Regions from separate parts of the Homo sapiens genome. Here region 1 is linked to region 2. Evidence: read pairs that join two places in POLR2A ChIA-PET (ENCODE). Cell type or tissue: GM12878. All regions are shown on one strand. Links, peaks and the distances in the headings refer to the core of each region. The heading gives the core; the rest is flanking DNA. Region 1 overlaps PDIA6 (protein disulfide isomerase family A member 6). Region 2 has its middle 15 kb from the start of LINC01954.

What was found. Peaks named below come from ENCODE experiments on the same cell type or tissue, not always from the same donor. Only the 100,000 strongest peaks of a DNase experiment are listed, where the experiment ranks them.
Region 1: POLR2A ChIA-PET joins it to region 2 with 5 read pairs; 2 of 35 experiments call an interaction of 5 or more read pairs at or near these places.

What each region holds. Positions count from the first base shown.
Region 1 is chr2:10,796,741-10,802,118 of GRCh38, reverse strand. It overlaps PDIA6 (protein disulfide isomerase family A member 6), which reads left to right. Exons shown (of 13, transcript NM_005742.4): 3 at 4,362-4,419; 4 at 4,912-5,038. Among named protein-coding and RNA genes, the nearest start is that of PDIA6, 13 kb to the left of the region's middle. In GM12878, for the core only: no CTCF peak of the experiment used is centred there; no DNase peak of the experiment used is centred there.
Region 2 is chr2:10,860,787-10,866,164 of GRCh38, reverse strand. No RefSeq gene overlaps it. Among named protein-coding and RNA genes, the nearest start is that of LINC01954, 15 kb to the left of the region's middle. RefSeq lists silencers at 1,033-1,202, 2,233-2,282 and enhancers at 3,775-4,276, 4,277-4,778. In GM12878, for the core only: a CTCF peak has its summit at 1,097; DNase peaks (open chromatin) are centred at 1,134 and 2,124; H3K4me3 peaks cover 831 bases; H3K27me3 peaks cover 187 bases.

The sequences.
Region 1 (5,378 bases), core at 331-5,330, 64 kb after region 2:
GTAAAAATGTAATCACCATTGAAACTAACAGCACAAAATTATATACAGTCAAAAGTACAACATTGCACTAGTTATTTGTGTGATTAAAGCATTTAATGCAAAAAAACACCAAATAGAAGAGTGGAAACTGTGCAAGATGTATATGAGGCTGTCTCTGCTGTAAACCAGCAGGCCACAAGTATCCTGAGAGGAGAACCAAACCCTAGCCAGCTGTGTGTCTGTGAAGAACTGTGTGGTTATCTGAAATCCCAAGGAGTCCTTTGACATGTGAACAAGGCTTTGTAAGCTTAAGTGAGGGATATTAGAACCTGATGGGTACATTTTAGGGTATGCCTGATGAAACTTTTTCCTTTCTCACTTTAACTTTTTTCTTTGAAACTAAGTTTTAGAAACTAACCACCAGTCCTCATGGACCATTTTACTTCATGCTCAGTGTAGCAAATGGAGGTAAAAACGCTCTATTTTCAAAGTGGATGTTGCCACATTGTGCGTCCTGTCCATCTAATGCCTTTACTGTTTTAAAGGCTCTGGTATATATGTGTTCAGTCCAAATGCTAATTCTGTGTGGATTAGCTCAATTATACTAGCAAATACATAAATAGTAATTGTACAAACTGTTGTATTGTTAAACGTCTCTGTATGTGGTTTTTACAAGCTTATCATATATGGCATAGGTAATTTACCTTGTTTCTGAGAGCGACCATACAAGAGAAAACTCTGCAAGACAGCATAATTGAGAAGGCAGGATCTAGATCCACTAGTTAATCATTATTACACTGGCAGAGTTTTACTTTGTGGTGTTTGGGTGACTGAATGTCTGATTAGAGCAAGCGCTTTTTTTGAGAGACAGGGTCTCACTTTCTCCCAGGCTAGAGTGCAGCAGCATGATCACGGCTCACTACAGCCTTGATTTCTCAGGCTCAGGTAATCCTCCCACCTCAGCCTCCCCAGCACTGGTACTACAGGCATGTACCACCACGCCCTGCTAATTTTTGTATTTTTTATAGAGACGGAATTTCACCATGTTGTCCAAGCTGGTCTCTAACTCCAGGGCTCAAGCAATTCGCCTGTCTCGGCCTCGCAAAGTGCTGGGATTACAGCTGTGAGCCACTGCACTGGGTCAGGCAGGTGCTTTTTAACTTCCTTTTGTGCTTGGATTCCTTTAGCATCTTGGTGAAGGCCTTGGATTCTTATAATAAAACTTTTACGGTCAGGCATGATGGCTCACGATTATAATTTCAGCAATTTGGGAGACCACGGTGGGTAAATTGCTTGAGCACCAGAGTTCGAGGCCAGCTTGGGCAATGTGGCAAGACCCTATCGCTACGAAAATAAAAAGAAAAGAAACAAATTACCCAGACGTGGTGCCGTGTACTTGTGGTCCCAGCTACTCAGGAGGCTGAGGTGGGAAGATCACCTGAGCCTGTGAGGTAGAAGCTGCAGTGAGCTGTGATTGTGCCACTGCACTCCAGCCTGGGCAACAGTGAGAGCCTGTCTCAAAAAAAGAAAAAAAAAAAGATCTCCTTTAAAAAAAAAAATCAAAATCAAACCTTCACGTTTAAATAAAGCTTATAGAATCGCAAAAAAAAACCTAAAGTATGGAAATATGATTATTGAAATATTAAAATTTTGATGTTAATGTAGTACTTTACAAGAACAGTAAGTACAGGTTGAACATCTCTTATCTGAAATGCTTGGGACCAGAAGTGTTTCTGATTTTGGATTTTGTCAGATTTTGGAAGATTTGCATAATACTTAGCTGTAGAGCATCCGTAATCTGAGAATACAAAATCTGAAATGCTCCAGTGACTGTTTCCTGTGAGTGTCATGTTGTCGCTCAGAAAGTTTTGGATTTTGGAACATTTCAGGTTGTGGGTTTTTAGAATAGAGATGCTAAACCGGTACCAAGATCCAGCAGCAGGCTTGACAGCTGCAATAATTCTGAATAGTGATGGGCATAAATGATGTTTGAAGATACCTGCAGCAACTATAGTGGCGATCATGAAAACAGCTGTGATTTTCATTCATGATAAAGTCACAATAATTGACTGTGGAGTGTTGTTTACATTCGTAAGGAAATTCTAAATTTCGATTACAGATTAGTGAAAATAAAGACTTTTTTTTCATCCAAATTCATAGACTCCCTCCCCTAAATTTTTCCTAAAAGGCCACCTTGGCTTCAGATTTATTCTTTTTTTTTTTTTTTCTTTTTTTTCCTAAAAGGGATTCCCAAAATTTTTATCCACCAGCCCTTTGGGAGTCTGGACCCCAGTTGCAGAACCCCTGGGTAGACTGTATGCCATATTTATATGTATGTGGCATTATGATGTATGTGCAGATCAAATAGAAGAGAGGATGAACTCTGACAGTCTCTGAATTTAGTCCTCCTTTCTTAAACTGAAATTAAAGAGGCACAAAACCCTGTAAAAATCTGACTTCTGAATTTTTTAGTATCTCACCTAAACAACAAAACATACTGTATGTAAATATGTAGAAGTAGCATTTCAGGACATTCCCCCGATAGACCCTAACTTCAGATACTGGGATTGAGTTTAGGCCCCAATACTCAGTTACATAATAATTACGACTTCTACCTGTATGATTGTAGTGTTTGGAATCAAAAACTTGTCAGGCAGCTCTGACACTGGATGGCTGTGATATTGGGTAAATTTCTTCTCAACATCAATTCCATCATCTGTAAAATGAAATAACAAGAGGACCTGCCCTCAGCTTCATGCTGATTAAATGAAGTCATCTATAAGTGTTTTCATCATGGTGCTGGCACCTAGCATTTGTGCATTTGGTTCTTAGAGACCTAATTAGAAGAGAATTTACTTTGTTTTTAAAAATGCATTAAATCACCAATGGATAAACTATGGTGTCTGCATACAGTGAATGTTACACAGCAATAAAAATAAACAGTATAGCTACCTACAACCTCAATGAGTGGTAAGGGCTAATAGGTTTACGCACATGTAATTTTTTAAAAGCGCTTTTCTGTGTTGTATTTCCCAATAATAGTACCTGCAAGGTTAAGGTTGTTTTTCCTTGTGTTCTCTTCTCTCCTCCTCTCCCCACTCTCTTCCGCTTTCCCTGCCTCCCCCCACCTCAGTCATTCACTCACATCGCCATCTTGTGGTGTCACGTCATGCTTTTCGGCTTGTTAGGCTCACTAACGTGGGTTTATGCATGTGTTTCTAAGTCCAGAAGCAATTTGCGGGACCCAGAAAGTATTGAGATATAGGCATAGTTGATCTGGGCCAGATACTTCATATATAAAATTAAAAAGTTGGACTAGAGACTATCAAACCCCAGTAGGTTTAAGAATCACTAGCAGAACTTAATAAAATGCACTTCTTCCACTAGGAAGTTTGGGTTTGTGGACCCCAAGAATCTGCATCGTGCCTAGGCTTTCAGCTCCACACAGTGAAGCACATTGGACCAGATAGATTCTAAAGGGCTTGTTGAGGGTGTAGAGTTGTAAATTATAGAGTTTAAATGTGATTTAATTGAGCAGTAATTCGGAAGCTTTTTTTTTTTTTTTTGGGTGGGGGACAGAGTCTTGCTGTGTTGCCCGGGCTGGAGTGCAGTGGCACGATCTCAGCTCACTGCAACCTCCGTTTCCCGAGTTCAAGCGATTCCCCTCCCTCAGCCTCCCCAATAGCTAAGATTACAGGTGTGTGCCACCATGCCCAGCTAATTTTTGTATTTTTAGTAGAGACAGGGTGTCACCATGTTGGCCAGGCTGGTCTTAACTCCTGAGTTCAAGTGATCTGCCTGCCTTGGCCTCCCAAAGTCAGGCGTGAGCCACTGCACCTGGCTGGAAGCTTTTTTATTAGGATGATATGAAAAGTGATTGTTGTAAGTAATAAAATGGTGAGTTCATCCAGGTTGCTGATCCTATTTTACTTATTTATTTTTATTTTTATTTTTTGAGACAGAATCTCACTCTGTTGCCCAGGCTGGAGTGTAGCGGCATGATCTCAGCTCTTGCAACCTCTGCCTCCTGGGTTCACGTGATTCTTGTGCCTCAGCCTCCCCAGTAGCTAGGATTACAAGCGTGCACCACCACGCCTGGCTAATTTTTGTATTTTTATTAGAGACGGGGTTTCACCATGTTAGCCAGGCTGGTCTCAAACTCCTGACCTCAAGTGATCCTCCCTCCTCGGCCTCCCAAAGTACTGGAGATTACAGGCGTGAGACACCGTGCCCGGCCTTGATCCTGTTTTATTTGTGCTTGTCCTCTTTGCAGGCATCTCATTCAATAGACCATTGATGGGGTTTTTTAATTGAATTTTTGAATTTTTTGAATTGAGAATCAAAGGCTTTAATGGTTGCTTTGTGTTGTCTTCCCCCAAAAGGTGTGGTCACTGTCAAAGATTAACACCAGAATGGAAGAAAGCAGCAACTGCATTAAAAGTAAGTTTCTTAGGAATGCAAAAGGCTTACAAAACTTTTTTTTACAGTAAGTTTCTAAGATGTCCATATTCACCTGTGTATGTTTAAGTAATAAGTATGCAGATGGTTTAATGTTCAATGGGAAGCTAGTTTGCATATCAGAGTTGAAAATACTGGTTCTGTTGTCAAAATCATACTGAGAACAAGGGGATAATACACATTTAAATGTTTACATTGCCTGTTTTTGTTTATTGTTTTTCCCAGATAAATGACAGTTACTCTCAGCCCTGCCAATTCTGTGAGCTGCAGAGTTCCCTCCATGGGCTTTGATTTCCCCCATCATTCCATTTAGATTCTCTTCTGGTGTTCAAGGCTAAAGCCCTTATTGACTGATTGCAAACTGCACCCTGTGCTTTATTACCTTTTTCTGAGTCTATGTGAAGCAGATAATGAGTTCTTGTGGAGTCTGCTTTAGCGGAAGGAAAAATTGTTATTTCTTTTACATTTCCACAGGATGTTGTCAAAGTTGGTGCAGTTGATGCAGATAAGCATCATTCCCTAGGAGGTCAGTATGGTGTTCAGGGATTTCCTACCATTAAGATTTTTGGATCCAACAAAAACAGACCAGAAGATTACCAAGGTAAGGACTTTTCCTAGCTACTTCATTCCCCTGGTAGACAAGAACCTACTGTTCTTTAACAAGCTTGAGAACCTGCTCTACCTGCAAGGTTCTCAACCTCATTGTACCTGAATTATCTATAAATGGTACACAGTGATTCCTATACCCTCCGAGTCATTCTGAAGATGAAATATGTGTCACACAGGTTTGTCTCATCACTTAACGCTTGCTTAGGTCTATGCTACATTGGCAATGATAGAAAATAGTGTTCTGTGCTACCCTGTTGTCTTTCTCATTACAGTCACTTGTATTTAATAAAGATCTACATGTATTTTCTTGCTCTAATCTCTCTTCCCTTTAC
Region 2 (5,378 bases), core at 182-5,181:
GAACAAAGGAGAGAAGAAGTGCACCTGTGGTTCCTAGTGGTCACTGTTCGATTAGATTCTACTTCCCCATCATGTGCTGGGCACCGGGCTGGGCACTGAGACTCAGAGGTGACTCAGCAGAAGTCCCCCAGGGACCCACTCGCTTTGTCATAGCTCCTCTACACCGTGTCGACCTGCCAGAAACTGGCAGTGAGGGATGAACTTGTCTCTGGGGCTAAGCCATGCTGGTTTTTTCACCATCACACACGATAGGACTCCAAGGTCTTCCAGCGTTCTGATCACACCCTCCGTGAGACACGCTGAGTTTGCCGGTGATCTCCAATGCAGGGTGCTTCATCATTTATAAGATGCTTCCACATTCCATGTCTCATATGTGCCTCGAAATCCCTCTGAGAAGAAGGTACTGTAACCAGCTCCATCTTGTAGAAGAGGTAAATTTACCCTCAGAGGGGCAAATAACTTGCCCAACGTCAAGTAACTAATAAGAGACCAAGCCAAGACCTGAACTCAGGTCTTCATAGCTCCAAATCTAGCTTTTCACCCTTCCCAGTTGCCTCTAGGTCCCGTGCCAGACACCTCATTTATGCACACATACATATGTCTAACTTGGCACATAGAGGCCAGACAAATTTGGAACTGGGTACAATTCAAATTCGTGGGTACAATTCAAATTCGCCTTGACTCTGACTGTGTGAGCAATGTGTGCCCTTTGAAGGAAACTATTTGCACCTGTTTCCGAGAGAGATCTGAAATGGGTGAAGTAATGCCTATGGATGAGACTTGTAAATTGCTGAGCCACGCAAACATGGGTTAATGCCAAGGTCGAGGCTGCTCTGTGTCTGCTAGCCAGCAGGAAATAGAACTGGGGCACAGATAATGCCACAAGACCTCCTAGGACTCTCTCCAGACTGCCCAGCTGACAGTCCCCCACCCCGGCCCCTTCCACATCTTCACCATATCCTAAAGCCACCATGCCTCCATCAACAAAAATATAGTTTAAAATACATTTGATGACTCTCAGTAAAGAACAGAACGGCGCATGGCGCCCTGGCATCTTAGCAGGTGTAGGTTCTGCCAAAGGAAGCCCTTGTGGCTTTCAGCAGCATTGCACACTTCTTCAAAAGTGAAAACTGAATCTCACCTTCTCGGTAGACACTAAACCAGAAAGCGAGTTTCAGATCTATATTTTGAAGTGTTTCGTGAAGCACTCCACTGGAAATAGAGATGCCTTTGCTTTTTACCAAATGCACAGAGTAGCCGGTTTCTAAGCTCTGGAGGTGATCCTGTTTTTTTCAGGGATGTGGTTCCAAGGGGTAACATTGAGCTTTATAAGGAATTCTCTTACAAATGTTGTTTTCCCAATAACTAATGGTCCCATTCAAACCTGAGTACATTGCCTTTTAAATTTCTAAGTGGTTTAATAATAGAACCGCTCCATTAACTCTGACACATGCTTGGGAATCAAGCAAAGAAATGAAGAGACGGCTGGAAAAACAAGCAACCGCAGCCGTGTGCGCTCCTGAGTCCTAAATGCTAGCGAGCTCAGCGGCTGAGATTTTATATCAAAAAGCCATGACCGGGAGCTCTTTGTCTGTGTGGGTCACAGAAGGATCGTCCTAACTTCTCTGCTCCTCCCAAGCCAGCCCCCTCCTTCCCTACAGAAAGGCCATCCTCCACTCCCTCCCGTCACCGCACCCACTATCTCCTGCTTTCTTCCCCTAAGAGTTCAGGCGTCCCTCCTGCTGTTTCAAACACTCCCTGGCCTGGCTACTATGAGGGACTGCAGTTTATTCACCAAGAACAGCTCTAGCTTCACTTCATTCCTCTCTCCTTCTGGAAAAGATTTAAGACCACAATTCACAGAATTAGCCCTGCTTTCCGATAGAATCCAATCCAAGGAGGAAAGCTCCGCATCCTTAAAACCTCTTCCAAATCCCCTAATGCAGCCCAAGTGAGCAGGTCCTTCCTGAACCCCTCTCCTGAGACACCCCAGGGCCTTGCGCAGTGTGCTCCCTTCCTGGTTGCAATGAGCCCAGGGTTGTTCAGATGCTGGTCTGTGGCTTGAGCTGAAGGGCACTGACCACATCCTCATTTGTTTACAGAAGGGGTTTCGTGTGTGTGTGCGCGTGTGTGTGTGTGTTTGTGTGGGTGTGTGTATGTGTTTTCTTTACTTCTTCTTTTTTTTTTTTGACACAGGGTCTCGCTCTGTATCCAGGCTGAAGTGCAGTGTCGTTAACACAGCTGACTCACTGCAACCACCACCTCTCAGGCTCAAGCGATCCTCCCACCTCAGCCTCCCAAGTAGCTGGAACTATAGACACGCACCACCACACCCACCCAGCCAATTTTTTGGTTTTTTGTAGAGATGGGGTAGTGTCATGTTGCCCAGGTTGGTCTCAAATTCCTGGACTCAAGTGATCCTCCCACCTCGGCCTCCCAAAGTGCTGGAATTACAGACATAAGCCATGGTGCCCAATCCAGAAGGGATTTCATACATGCTTTTTGTAATGGAGTCTCACACCTATTATGACGATAGTGAGATTATTTTCATGTCTATAATGAACCACATTATCATCCCTCTAAACGCCTCCTCTCCTGGTAGGCTTTCCTGAACTACGTCTCTGCCACTTTCCTGCACGTAATCCTCTTCTTGATGCTTCTCTGATCCCCAAAGGAGAGCACCTGCAGGTTTCTGCTCTTGGTTTTTCTCTGTACATCGTCTCCCTCAGTTACTTCATCCCTGCCTATCTTATCCTCTCCCTTCCATGTGAAGAACTTCCACACCAGGGCTCCAGCCCTGACCTCTTCCAGCCACCTGCTGGACACCTGCTCCCTAACCCCGGTGTCCTGCCAGCATGTCAGCGTCAGCAGTCACACCAAGCCTGTCACCTCCCCGCACAGAGCTGACTGCACCTGACCCCCTCGTCCCTGCTCACAGCCTGCCCTCCCAGACCCTGAAGGACCAGAAGCAGGGGTGCCACCCCGGAGTCTCCCTCCCTCTGGCCTGCACATCCAGTCAGCACCATGACCCGCATCGATTTCTACAGGCACAGCTCATGCCAAGAGAAGCCGGGAATGCAGAGGCCCAGGGCGGGAGATCATGGTGGCTCTTCGTTTTGCTTGCACTGAGAAACTAAAAACCCAGAGAGGAGTGATAACATGACCTGGGTCCATCCACTGGGGGAGACCAAGCCAGGACTGGCCCCGTGTGTTCAAGCTGCCTTCCTCTTCCCCGCCAGGCAGCGCCTCCTGCATCCCTCAGGACCCTCATGGACCTACCGCAGCCACCTCCCAGCCGGCCTCCCTGCTCCACTCTCCTTTAGCCACCTGCCTCCCGCGGCCAGCAGCACAGCTCACTCCCCAGTCTGAAGCCATCAGTGTCTTCCCAGTCACTGCAGGTCACACAGAGACCCCCATCTTCTCCCGGCCCGGGCCCTCAGGAGCCACAGTCACTCTATCCTCCCACAGCTTCCCACATAAACTTCCAAACGGGCTGCACAGGGACGCTGGGGCCCACCTGCTTCTTGCCTCCTCTGGTCTGAGGTCCTTTCTATTCCACTAGCCAGTCAGCGTCTGCCTGCCCTCTGTCCCCTCCCACACACAGGGGCCGCTCCTCTCCCATGGCACAGTGTGGGCTCCTGTCCACAGCACCGGGCCCTAGGCCGCCAGGGCTCTCTCTGGCTGTGTGGGCTCTGCTGGGCTTGGGGCTCTGCGGGTGGGAGACCCATCGAGTGAGCTTTCCCTCCGAGCCCAGTGCTTAGCATGCACCAGGCCCTTAGGAAAGGTGGAGGGAGAGAATGAGGCGGCCCTCCTTTTTAGAGCACATTAACAAAACCCCCCAAATGGTGGCAATGATCGTTGTCTATACCATGGAGGCTTTCCGTTGACAGAGTTCCAAAACAAGCCTGGTCTCTGAAGATGCTGAGAGGAGCGGTACTTGCTCTTTGACTATAAGAACCGAAGCTAAGGACCTTCTAAAGAGAGTCATCAGGGTCCCTCACAAATAGGGGTACGAATACCTCCCATAGGGACTACGAAGAATTCATGAAACGGCCCTGCTTTCAGGGACTTCCCCACCATGCCCCCGACCATGTAAAGACTGCACTGGGGAGGGGCAGTAAGGGACAAGTGTGCAGCACCAGGGAGCTCACAGCCCAACAGGACAGGGGGACACAGGAAGGCAGAGCTCACAGCCCAACAGGATAGGGGGACACAGGAAAACAGAGCTCACAGCCCAACAATACAGAGAGAGACAGGCAAGCAGAGGCCTGCCACAAGCACAAGCCCACAGGCAAAATCCAAGGGGCCCCATGCAGATGTGCTGGATGGAGGCGGCCTGGCTTTGATGGGGAGGTGACCTTTCAGAGCTGAGCCCCAGAGCTTTGCATCCTTGCACTTAACCATCATCAGCCACATACCATCGAATAGTTGATATCACACAAAAAGACACCAGTTGGGGGGGGGCATTTCCTCCTGATAATTACTTTTCTTACAGAGAAACATCTTTCCCAGAAGTAATGGCCTCTGCAGATTTACTCCAACCTCTATTGGCTGGAATTAGGTCACATATCGACATTTTGACAACCACTAGCAAAAGGCATAGAATTACCATTATGACTAATCAACCTGCACACCCTAGGGCAGGAGAAGGTCTCAAGCATCATCTAGACCCCCCACAACTGAAGAGAATTGGGGTTCTGTTGGGAAGGAATAGGGTGGAGGGCAGTGGCCGTGGCAGCTACCAAGGGACACCCTTTGCCCCACACCCTCCACTTGCCATAGAGGACTGTGGGGCCAGCACAGCCTCTCCCAGGCTGGAACAAAATGCCAGCGGTGAGAGGCAATGTCCCAGTGTAGGAGGGGTTCTGACTGATGCCTCAGAAAGTCTGGGTGCTCCTTCTAGTTCTGATACCTGCCAGTCATCTGACGTTGGCCGGTCACTTGCCCGGGTCTGTTTTCTCACCTGTAAAATGGAGATTGTAATCTTTCACCCACCTACGGTAAAGATCAGATGAGGAAACAAGTTGTGTGTGCTTTGTATAACCTTATTGGGTGTAAAGTGACTTCCTTTTCCTCCCCTCAAAACAGGGTAAAAAAAAATGATTGTGATATGGAATGCAGTTTGCTGGCTGGCACCAATGGAGGCTATTTTGGGATGAGTGGTAACTAAGAAACATGAGGCACTGGTAACCTTGGCAACCATAGGTAAGGCAGGATCCCGGTGCCCCGGCTTTCTGTATTCCACTCTTATCTCCAAATCTAAAGGCTCACTCTCTGGTGATTTGTCAGGCATGGCATCTCCTAGGGCCCAGGAACGCCTGGTGTTGGCCTGGCTAAACTCTTGGACGAAAAGGTCTGCACAGGCTCCGAGGGACAGG